Regions from separate parts of the Homo sapiens genome. Here region 1 is linked to region 2. Evidence: read pairs that join two places in POLR2A ChIA-PET (ENCODE). Cell type or tissue: GM12878. All regions are shown on one strand. Links, peaks and the distances in the headings refer to the core of each region. The heading gives the core; the rest is flanking DNA.

What was found. Peaks named below come from ENCODE experiments on the same cell type or tissue, not always from the same donor. Only the 100,000 strongest peaks of a DNase experiment are listed, where the experiment ranks them.
Region 1: POLR2A ChIA-PET joins it to region 2 with 5 read pairs; 1 of 35 experiments calls an interaction of 5 or more read pairs at or near these places.

Annotation. Positions count from the first base shown.
Region 1 is chr4:14,429,505-14,435,032 of GRCh38, forward strand. No RefSeq gene overlaps it. Among named protein-coding and RNA genes, the nearest start is that of LINC01085, 320 kb to the left of the region's middle. In GM12878, for the core only: no CTCF peak of the experiment used is centred there; a DNase peak (open chromatin) is centred at 2,117.
Region 2 is chr4:14,150,229-14,155,756 of GRCh38, forward strand. No RefSeq gene overlaps it. Among named protein-coding and RNA genes, the nearest start is that of LINC01085, 41 kb to the left of the region's middle. In GM12878, for the core only: no CTCF peak of the experiment used is centred there; a DNase peak (open chromatin) is centred at 2,863.

The DNA of each region.
Region 1 (5,528 bases), core at 136-5,135, 280 kb after region 2:
GTGGTCGCACAGAGAAAGTAAGAGTCCCTGATGTTTAGGTAGTTATGGTCTAATGGGCGATAAATGCACATAGTTGAATTTCAATATAACATATTATAAGATAAAGTTCAGCTCAAGGTCCACAAATAAAAAGAAAGTCACTTAGTATAGTGTATGTTTAAGTAGTCACTTTCTGGGGGAGTTGTTGGTTGGCCTGAGAATTAAGAACATTTCAAGCAGAGGGAACATCACGAGCAAAGACACCACATCTTAAACAGCATGGTATCCTGAGGATATAAGGTAGGAGATGAAGAAAGGCAGGATAGGGACTGGAGTGGTAGATGGGGACCAGATGTCAGGGACCAGGATGCCATGCTATGACTTTGCACATTAAATCTGATGAAAAATTTTAATTGGAAAGTTAAAAGTTTGGATTTTTATCTTGGAAAGATCACCTTGGCTTTAAGGGATTGCAGAAGGGATTGGAGTTGGAAAAGATTGGAAGTGTGGCGAGAAAATTAGGTTGTGGTTGTAACAATCCAGTAATGAGATGATAAGGAACTAGTACAGAACAATAATTATTACTTAAAACAAAACAGGTGAAACAAAACTAAACCCCGCCCCCTCCCCCCCAACTAGGGACTCAAAGAAATGAAACAGTGTTAGACACTTTTGCTTCTTTCCTAATTGTTTAATGCTACCTTGTGTGTGATCTCCTGCCTATCTCTCTAGCATCTCTCACCTGAAATTTCTACCTCATCACCACATGTCAAAAATACAGCACAAAAGTATTTTAACATAGAGGTGGCTATTTGAATGATCTCGGGATGAAAGTATCTTAAGAACTGTAGAGAAAATCAAAGGAGACTTGTGAAGGATTTGAATGCCTACATATTTTAAATGTCAAAGATACCATGTGCAAAATTAAAATAACTTCATAGAGTGTTTGACATTAAAGCACAAGAAGAAAATATCGTTAGCGTTCAAACAGTTTATACAAATCAATGGAAAAAGCACTTAAAATTAGGAATATCAATGGCTGAAGGACTTGAACAGAACATTATAGACGAATTAAAAAATAGCCAATAAATATAAGGACAATATTCAACCTTACCAGTGTAACAGAAGTGAAAACAGAAGGAATGATGAAACAATTTTTCTATGGGAAATTCTCATAGCTATTTTACAAGTCTACTGCTTCATCCTGTTGCTGGTGAGGAGGAACCTACTACATCTCCACATGGGCTTGGTGTGGGTTTGGGAGTATTTATTCAACTGTTCTGAAAAGTAGTTCAATTTTCTATTCATATCTCTATATAGCTCTGTTTCTATCTAAATATCTCTATGTCTGCCTATCTGAGTTTTTTTTTAAAGTTATACCTTTTGGGACTTTTAATTTCTTTACTAGGAATTTATCCTTAGGAGATACTAAAGATGCAGTAAATATTTATTCACAACAATGTGCGTTACAACAGTATATATGGTGGCCAAAATCTGAAGCAGTCACAATATCTACCAAGAGAGGGTTGCATAAGTACTTTTGTTAAGAAAACTGTTTCACTATAACGACAAGAAAAGGATACAAAACTGCATAATATGTAATGTTTCTTAAAGTGACTTAGAAAACGTATTTTGCAAAGCCTATTAAACCTAGCTGACATTTCTGATTTGATATCACAAAGTTTTGCTGCTGTCAATGTATTGTGCAAGGAAGTGACTTTTGAAAAGTAAAAATGACTTTATTTCTTTGAAAAAGACAAGTCATTTTCCAGTGACATATAAAAGTTCAATGACACTTGAACAGGTGGCTAAATTTGTCCTGAGGAGACATCTGTGAAATATGTGACTCTTGGCAGAAAAGTGATTGTGGAAAACCCCAAGAACCTTGATTTACAAAGTTGGGGTCTACAGATTATGCATGTTAAGTAAACTGAAACAAAAACATGGAAACATTAACAGTGGAGCCATATGTGTTGGGTGACAGAAAATGTTTTCTAAAATTTTTTGATGTTGAATTTTCTTTGAGGATGCACTGCCTTGAAAATAGGAAAGAAATACAGTGCTGAAGTTATAAAAATTAAAGTCACACTCTACTGATTTTTTCACACCTTCAGAGCTTCTCAAAAGAGAAAAGGGAAATGCAGGGCCACATAATTTTTTTCACAACCTCGTTGGGTTTTACTATCTAGACTGCATCATCAGAAAGCCTGGAATAGATCTCATTTTCAAATTAAAAGAGCTAGGTATGTTATTCTTCCTTCTATTAAAAACTTGCCATTTCCTGCTGCTCCTTCTCCCACTGCCTCTCCAACTGCAAACAACCTCCTATCCCAACCCCTCAATAGGTGGCCAATGATCTCAAGAATCCCCTACTTCCGGGAACAGATTCTATCCTCCAGCTCTCTAAGCAGGGCTGGTCTCACTGCACAGCTCTTCAATTGAACCAGCTCCCAGAGCCTGGTATCTCTGTCTGCAGGCCCTGATTATGCAGCACTTCATGAATAACCTGCACCACGATGTCCTCCCTGCAGTAGCCCAGCCTGGCCTGTGATATTACTTGATCCTACCTCACAGCAAATCTGTAAAAGTTTCAAATTTGCAAGCAATAATCCACCAGCCAGGGTGAACTGAGGACATTCTGACTCCAGGGTGGCTATAAAAAAAACAAAAAACACTCTCCCCATACAAATCAGAGGATCCCTCCCTTGGAAAAGAAAAATAACCCAAAGAAAAATCATCCATGAATTTATATTTACTCAAAGCCTACTACGTGCCAGTAACTAATTACTAGAACATCACTGAATAGAAATGATCACATTTAATTCTCATGACAGAGCAGATACAATTAGGCCTCTGCTTTATTGGTTAAAATACTGAGGTACACAGAGTTTAAATAGCTTAGCCGAGGTCATAGAACCGGGACTTGCAGTCAGGGACCTGGTCACAAAGGCACGTTTGCTCCTTGTAGTGAAATTCTATAGGCAGACAGCAAAGCCTTGAATTAATGAAACACAGAACACTGAGCTTGATTTTTTTAAAAAAGACTTATGCACACATATGTTTATTACACCACTGTTTACAGTAGCAAAGACTTGGAACCAACCCAAATGCCCATCAATGATAGACTGGATAAAGAAATCGTGGCACATATACACCACAGAATACTATGCAACCATGAAAAAGAATGAGTTCATGTCCTTTGCAGGGACATGGATGAAGCTGGAAGACATCATTCTCAGCAAACTAACACAGGAACAGAAAACCAACCACTGCATGTTCTCACTCATAAGTGGGAGCTGAATAGTGAGAACACATGGACACAGGGAGGGGAATATCACACACCAGGCCCTGTCAGGGCTGGGGGACAAGAAGAGGGAGAGCATTAGGACAAATACCAAATGCATGCGGGACTTAAAACCTAGATGACGAGTTGATAGGTGCAGTAAACCACCATGGCACATGTATACCTATGTAACCAACCTGCACATTCTGCACATGTATTCCAGAACTTAGAGTAATATAAATTTTATAAAAAGGACAAACAGCTATTTAGAAAGGACAGCCACTGGTCCTCTGCAGCAGAGGCAAAAAGAGGTGTGAGAATAGAGAAAGGGTCAGGAACACACACAGGGACTGTTAGGCTGATGGACCACTCAGCCAAACACCATGAGACTGATCCTCTGGCTCTGAAGAGTTCAAGTGAGCTTAGGTGAGTCATTTCTCCTGGGTCCCGGTAGCTGTCCTAATGTCAAATTCAAATGGTACAACTGTGTTCCTTTATTCTTCTGGCGGTTGAGTGGGGCTCCTCCTGTAACAAAAGAACCTGTAGACTATTCTATTTTCCAAATATAACCAGATTCTTACTCGTCTTCACCACCTTACTGCTTTCACTCTGATCCAAATCACCGCCCTCTGCCTAGATTGTCACAATGGTTCTTAACTGGCCCCTCTTAGACATGTCCCCTTACTTCTCTAGAGCCCCTTCTCACCAGAAATCAGTGTGATTTTTAATGAAGTCTGTCATATGATGGAATTCCTCCACTTCCATTAGAATAAAAGAGAAAAATCTTCAATAACTTAGAAGATCCTATTTCAGAGGTTGGCAAGCGTTTTTCTGTATAGGATCAAAGAGTACATGTTTTAGGCCTTGTGAGCCATTATGATCTATCACAGCTGCTCAGTTATACAACTGAGGTGTGAAATTGGCCATAGACAATACATAAACAAATGAATATGGGGGTTTTCCAATACAACTTTATTTATAAAAGCAGAATCTAGCCTGTTTTCTTATTCTTGTTCCTGACTTTATTTCCTGGAACTCTTTTCCTTGCTCACTGCACCTCAGCCACACCAGCTTTCTTCTTGTGCCCCAGACATGTCATGTGATCTCCTGCCTCCTGGCCTTCTGTTACCCTAGAACACTCCAGGTGGCCAGGTATCTCCACGACTCACTCTCTCACCTCCAATCTCAGATGAAGATTACCTTCTCAGGGAAGCCTAAGCCAGCCCTCTTTTGTCTCATCACCCCAATGCCTCTTTCTCTGCTCTAGTTTTTTTTTTTTCTTTTTCCACATTTATCACCTTTAAACAAAATATAATTGTTTATTGTATCAATCATACATTACCTTTCTCCGCCACTAGAATGTTGTCTCCACGTGGGCAGGTAGTTGATAGTTTTATTCACTCATATAATCCAACTACATAGAAGAGTATCTGGGGGCATAATAGACACTCAGTACACATTTGTGGAATTCAAAGATGAAAACAAATTTAAAGCTGCAGAAGTTACAAAAACGTACAGAACATCTTGCTGATATCACCTAATCTCTCCCTTGGGTCAAAGAAACAGAACACTAGAAATGCAAATAGATTGCATTAGGCCAAGGATTTGTCCATTAAGGAGAACAACATGACATTTTTCCTCTTCTCATTATGTTTACCCCACAAAAACTAAGTAAGGATTGTTCAAAGAAACTACCAGTAGAAATTAAGGATATGTTTGAGTTTTTGCAAAAATGTACCAATTGACCTCCCCTGGTCCCTTAATCTATGCCCTTTGCAATGTGACTTAGCAGCTTCCATCAAGTGGTGAAACTTACTCTCCAGCCCTTGAATCTTGGCTGGGCTTGTGACTCGTCTTGGCCAGTAGAATCTGATGGAATGCCATTGTGTCAGGTCTCACTTAAACCCTTGCAGATGCCATGTGAATTACTTCAAGCTAGTCTGCTGGAGAATGAGACACACACAACAGAGCTGAACTAGTCCAGTAGTTCCAGTAAGACATGTGGAAAGTCTCAGACAAGATCAGCCAAACCTTTTAGTCCACTGATAGCTGATCACAGACGCATGAAGGAGCTTAACTAATATCAGAAGAAGGGCCTAGCTGCATTTATTCAATATTGCCCACCTGAAGAATTGTGACTTAATTATTTATTTATTTAACCAAAGGTTGGAGTTATTACCTGTCAATAGCCAATTGATACAGGTGTGTCTGCAGGAAAGAGATATTGGCCTTTCACTCATTGGTTGGTTGGTTATAAGCAGAACTG
Region 2 (5,528 bases), core at 163-5,162:
TCACAGACCTTCTTTTTTTGCAACTTCTTTTCCTTCAGCTCATCTAGGTAAGTTAGTTTGCCCTGGGATGCTCCCTTTAATCCTAGCTGATGCCATGTATGCAGCCCAAAGATTCTTCAGGCATCTACCTTTTTACATGGTGAAAACAAGAAAAATTGTTCTCTGTAGTCTTGGGTCCTGTTTTGTGATTTCATTTCCCATTTCACGCCATCACTTCTCCCAGTGGATTTACGTGACTTTAAGCTTCAGTGGCACTCAGAGGTGAATTAGAATCTGACATGAAATGCCCAGTGGATCCCTACTCTTGTGTTCCCCATGCACTGTCACCTCACTACATGTGACTCCCTTCCTTTGTCCTAGGTTCCTCCTCTTAAAGAAAAGTTGATTAGCCCAGAGCTCACCAAGCTATGTTTCAGAAGTTAGCATCTAAAAGCTCAGCTTTAGAATTGGCTGTGGCAGGTGCTGGGTAAAAATGGAGATCCGCAGCATTATTTCAGACCAATGGACCGAGAATCTCTAGCACTGGGGCCCTGGAATATCCACCTCTAATAATCTCCAGGCAGATCTCTGTGCAGTGCTATCTAGGAGCCACTAAACAGGAATATCTCTAAATCTTTACATCTCTGCTACAAAGTTCTCTCTGACATGTGAACTGAATTCATTGATAAAATGATGTACAGGTCTCCATGTAGGAGCCCCGCTATTCATATTATTGTTTTGCATTTTACAATTCATACTGCTATCGTATAGATCACATTATTTTAAATATTTTGATCTTTGTGACAATCTTGAGAAGAAGAGAGGAAGGTCTAGACTCATCAGTCACTCTTGTAGAAAAATAAAGCCTTTGGGAGATTGAGCAATTTGATCAAAATCACACGGATCTAAGTTCAAACTCCAAGATCTTAATACAGTTGAAAGAGTGGATTGTAAGGGATCCAAGAAGAGGAAGTTCCATTGAACAAAAGAGTCTTGGAAGAATTGTATTTCATTTTCAGGCTGCCTCCCTGTCCACTGGTAGAGGAAGGTAGCAGCAAGGTTTGCCTCTGTGTGAGGGTTTGGGTGGTTTGCCAACACATGGGTACGGAATCCAAATGAACACATACTTCATGCTCCAGGTATGTCTGAAAAATTAATACTAAAGACTGGTTGTGGATTGGTAAGTTCATATGTGCCAGGCCTTGGGTTAGGTGGTATGGGTACAGAGCTAAGGCCTCACAGCCAGGATTGTAATGCTTCTCAAACTGTGGCCTTTGCCCATGTGCATGAAAAATGCTGATTCTTAGGTACTACCCTGACTGTAGAATATCTCGGAATGTTTCCCAAGAAATTGCATTTTCTATAACTCCATCTAGTGAGTCTATAACCTCTGTTACAGTGCGGAAAACAGAATATTATTAAAAATATCTGAAGCATTCACTCATTCATCAAATATTTTTTGAGCATTTATTATGTGCCAAGCCCTGTCCTGGAGGACATCAAGGAATAAAACAATAAAAAAGTATTTTTTTTTTGCAGCTTACCTTTTCCTTGTGAAAGAAAGAGGAACAACATCAAATAATTAATAAAGAATAAAATATGTAATAATAATAAGTAAAATAAGTTCTACAGTATGTTAACAGTAAATAGGACAAGGAAAATAAAACAGAGAAAGAAGATAAAGGGGGCGGTGGTACAAAATTCGGTTTGAAATTTTAAATTGGGTTGCCTGCATGTGTTTTGTTGGGTTATTTGAGCAAATTCTGCAAAAAGTGAAGGACTGTTCCTGTAGATACCCAGGAGATGGCTAGAAGGGACAGCTGGTGTAAAGGTATAACACCAGACCTCACTGTGAATTCAGAAGCATCACTTCATTAACTTCCCCCAATAATGCTATTTGGTAGGCACTCCCATTTCCATCCTCCAGGTAAGAAAACTGAGCTTGGGAAAGCTGAAACTTTTGCTCCATGCTATTCCACTGAAAAACCAGGTTAGAACAAAACAAATAATGCTTTCCCCAATTCACAATTTTGTGTGTGTGTGTGTGTGTGTTTGGTGATGGTTGAGGGGTCGGATGTTATTTATATTAAAAGGTTGAAGTCATTTCATTTTAAAAATTCAGAAGATGGAAACCCATTCTCTGTTAACGGGTGCCAACTAATTCCAATAATGATCCTTTACAAGCCTCTGCTTGCTACAGAGTGTTAACTGTTTAGTAGCAGTTGTTTTTAAACAGCCCATAACATTGCCATTACATGAATTATACATGGCTTATAAAATGATTATTTATTCAGTGGAAAATTAAATTCGTCAGTGTTTTCCAAATCTGAGCTAGGACATTCATCAGAAAAACTGTTAAATTTTTAATCAACTGTACTATGGTTGATGTAGCTATCAGCCTAAATTGCTCTTTCTCTGTCATTCCCCTTGTTGCAGAATATAGTGTAGAATTACCAGCTCTACAATGCTAATTGATTTTTTTCTTGCAAAGATTTAAGACACAGCAGCATCCCATCTAACACTAAAATAAAAAAGTTGCATGAGCTTCAAGGCACATTTCACATACAATGAGTGGCAATTTAATATTTTAGGGTTTTAAAAAATGTCTTCCCTCTGATCTAATGCTTCAGACTGGAGCCCACCTCACTCTGATTTCACACTGAAAATATTCAGACCCAAACATTAAAATTAGGAAATTATATAATGTGTTAAAAGATGGTAAGTTTAATGAAAAAAAATATTGTATAGAGGGGGTTTCTACCTGTACATCAATAACACAGCATAATGAAAGAGTGGATTCCCCAGGTGCACAAGAGTGACTCAAACTCCATGTGAATAGTTAACTCACTGGGTATTTCCTGCAGACATTCAGTGATTTAGACATTTCTCACTTTCTTTATATATCTATTCTGTTCAGTGTACAATCTTCTGAGACAACGAGGGAAAATCTTATACTTTTCTTCAAGGAAATTCATTTATTTGTTAGTATAGCCTTTTAAACTTAAGTTTGCATCTCTTTAACCAAGTATGTTTTCAGGTGGACACAGGCAGGGAACACAGGCAGGGACACAGGCCTGAGAACACTTCTTGACCCACATCTCTGTGTCACTAGCACAGCTGGTAAGGGGAATAAAAAATCCATCGTCTATCTTTGCCCCGACACACCACAGCTCATCCCCCTACAGCACACTGTGGGTTTCTGCACATTTCCAACCCATTCTGGATTTCTCAGGCAGGATTTACCATTAGCAAGGACAGGCTTATCTAGACTGGTGTTTTTCACACTCAGACATGCACGCAACTCATCTGAGAAATCTTATTAAAATGTAGATTCTGGTTTAATTGTTCCAGAGTCCAGCCTGAGATTCTGCATTTCTAATGTACTCCTAGCTTATGCCAATGTTGCTGTTTGGTGAGCCACATTTTGAGGAGCAAGGATCTTCAACAAACTTCTGGAATGGAGCTATTGATGATGGTATCAGTCCTGGGACCACAGACTAGGTTTAGATTACTATTGCATACATGGGATAGATATTGATTCCATGAGGTATGTTTCAGTATGGATTCCAGTAGACTGAGCAAGTGCCCAGAATGGGCCCTGAGAGAGGGTGTTAGGGTGAGGTTGGGGTGGGGATAGGTAAGCGAAATTAGAGACTTCTGCACTCTCTTCTTGATGGGGCTCTGACTGAGCTCAGGAAGAAAGGCAGAACTGATTATCATTACTGCTTTTCCTTCCCATGTACTCTGGTTTGGGGCCCCATCCACCTGGAGGAAGCAGTGCCTTTTGCTTATTAGCACAGTGAGAGACATCCTATGGGAAGGAGATGCACCTGCTCCAGGCCCCTCACTGTCTGCTCCTGACTTTTTAGACCCCACCACAATCTGGAGATAAACTGTTACTGTTTCCTACACACACTGTGTACTTAAGAGATGTCTGTACATTTGCAATCACTGTCCCCTCTAACTAAAGCACCCTTCATCTTTTCTCTGCCTGATGAAATCCTATTGAACTTTCTAGAAAGATCTCAAATGAGAGGCACATCCTGTTCCCTTCCTGGACACTGCCCACCCAGGCAGAAGTAACACTCCTACTGCCCCGGTGTTACCGTGGCAGCCCAGTTATGGTTCTTCCTGCTTCTGTACTCAGTCCTTCCCCATCTTGTAATCAATTCTGAATCCTAAAACTCGTAAATAATATAAAACTCCTCCACTTAACATCTCTACCCTGCCAGTGGCCACTCAAATACCTTCATAAAAGCCAAACTCACAGCCAGGTATAGTGGATCCTGCCTGTAATTCCAGCACTTAGGGAGGCCAAGGTGGGTGGATCTCCTGAGGTCTCAAGTTCGAGACCAGCATGGACAACATGATGAAACCCTGTCTTTACTAAAAAAAAATACAAAAAAATAGCAAGGTGTGGTGTTGGGCACCTGTAATCACAGCTACTTGGGAGGCTGAAGCAGAAGAATCACTTGAACATGGGAGGCGGAGGTTGCAGTGAGCCAAGATCATGCTACTGCACTCCAGCCTGAGCAACAAGAGTGAAACTCCATCTCAAAAAAAAAAAAAAAAAAAAAAAAAAAGCCAATCTCCCTATCCTGGTCTACAGCGCCCACGCAACATGGCCCTGCCTGATTTGGGGATTTCTTTCCCTACTGTATTCCCCTTCCTCACCCAGGCTCTGGTCCCACCAGCCTTCCACCTGAACCTGGAAGCAGATTAGCTTGTTTCACTTAAGCCGTGAGCTGTTTCCTCTGCCTAGAATGTTCTTCCCAAAGAGCCTCACTTGCCAGACCTCTTCTCATTCCGGTCTCAGCTCATTCCTCCAAACTGAAAGTCCAAGCAGCCACAGGGCTCTCTCCATGTATTGTCCCATCTCGCCAGCTTCATTATTACCTGCCATTTTCTTCTTTATCATATGTCCTCTTCTACCATAATTACTAGTCCAGAGAGAGAGACAGAGACAGAGACAGACAGAAACAAAAAAAATGCTGCCTCCTCTGTGGAATGCTATGTTCCCAGAGCCTAAAGCCAGGTGTGGCATTTGGAAGGCTTCTTGTAATATTGGTTGGATAGATGAATATTGAAAGAATTTAACAAAATGATCCTCCCTTTAGAGAAACAGATCTGGGATAGAGAGCCAGTTCTGTCACTTACTAGCTATTTACCTTCCCTAAGCCTCAGTTTTCTCATTTGTAAGATGGGAATAATAAATCCCACTATCTGGAGCTGTTTCTGAGAAACAAAATCAGATAATGCACATAACATGTTTAGCACAGCATGCTCTAAGGAGCAAGCTCAGTAAATAGACCTGTGATTTTCATTATCATTATCCACTCCTTTATTTACACATGAGGGGCAGTGGGCGTTGAGAGGAGGTGGAAAGAGTGGGTTGTGAGGGCTCATGCCTAGGAGCCAACATGGGAAACATGGCCTTCTCCCAGGCTGCAGGAGATATCACAAATCAGAGAATGTTATTTAGAGAATCAGCTGAAAGTTACTAGTTATCTGATTAATGGCAATCCCACAAAGGGCTTCTATTCCAGGAT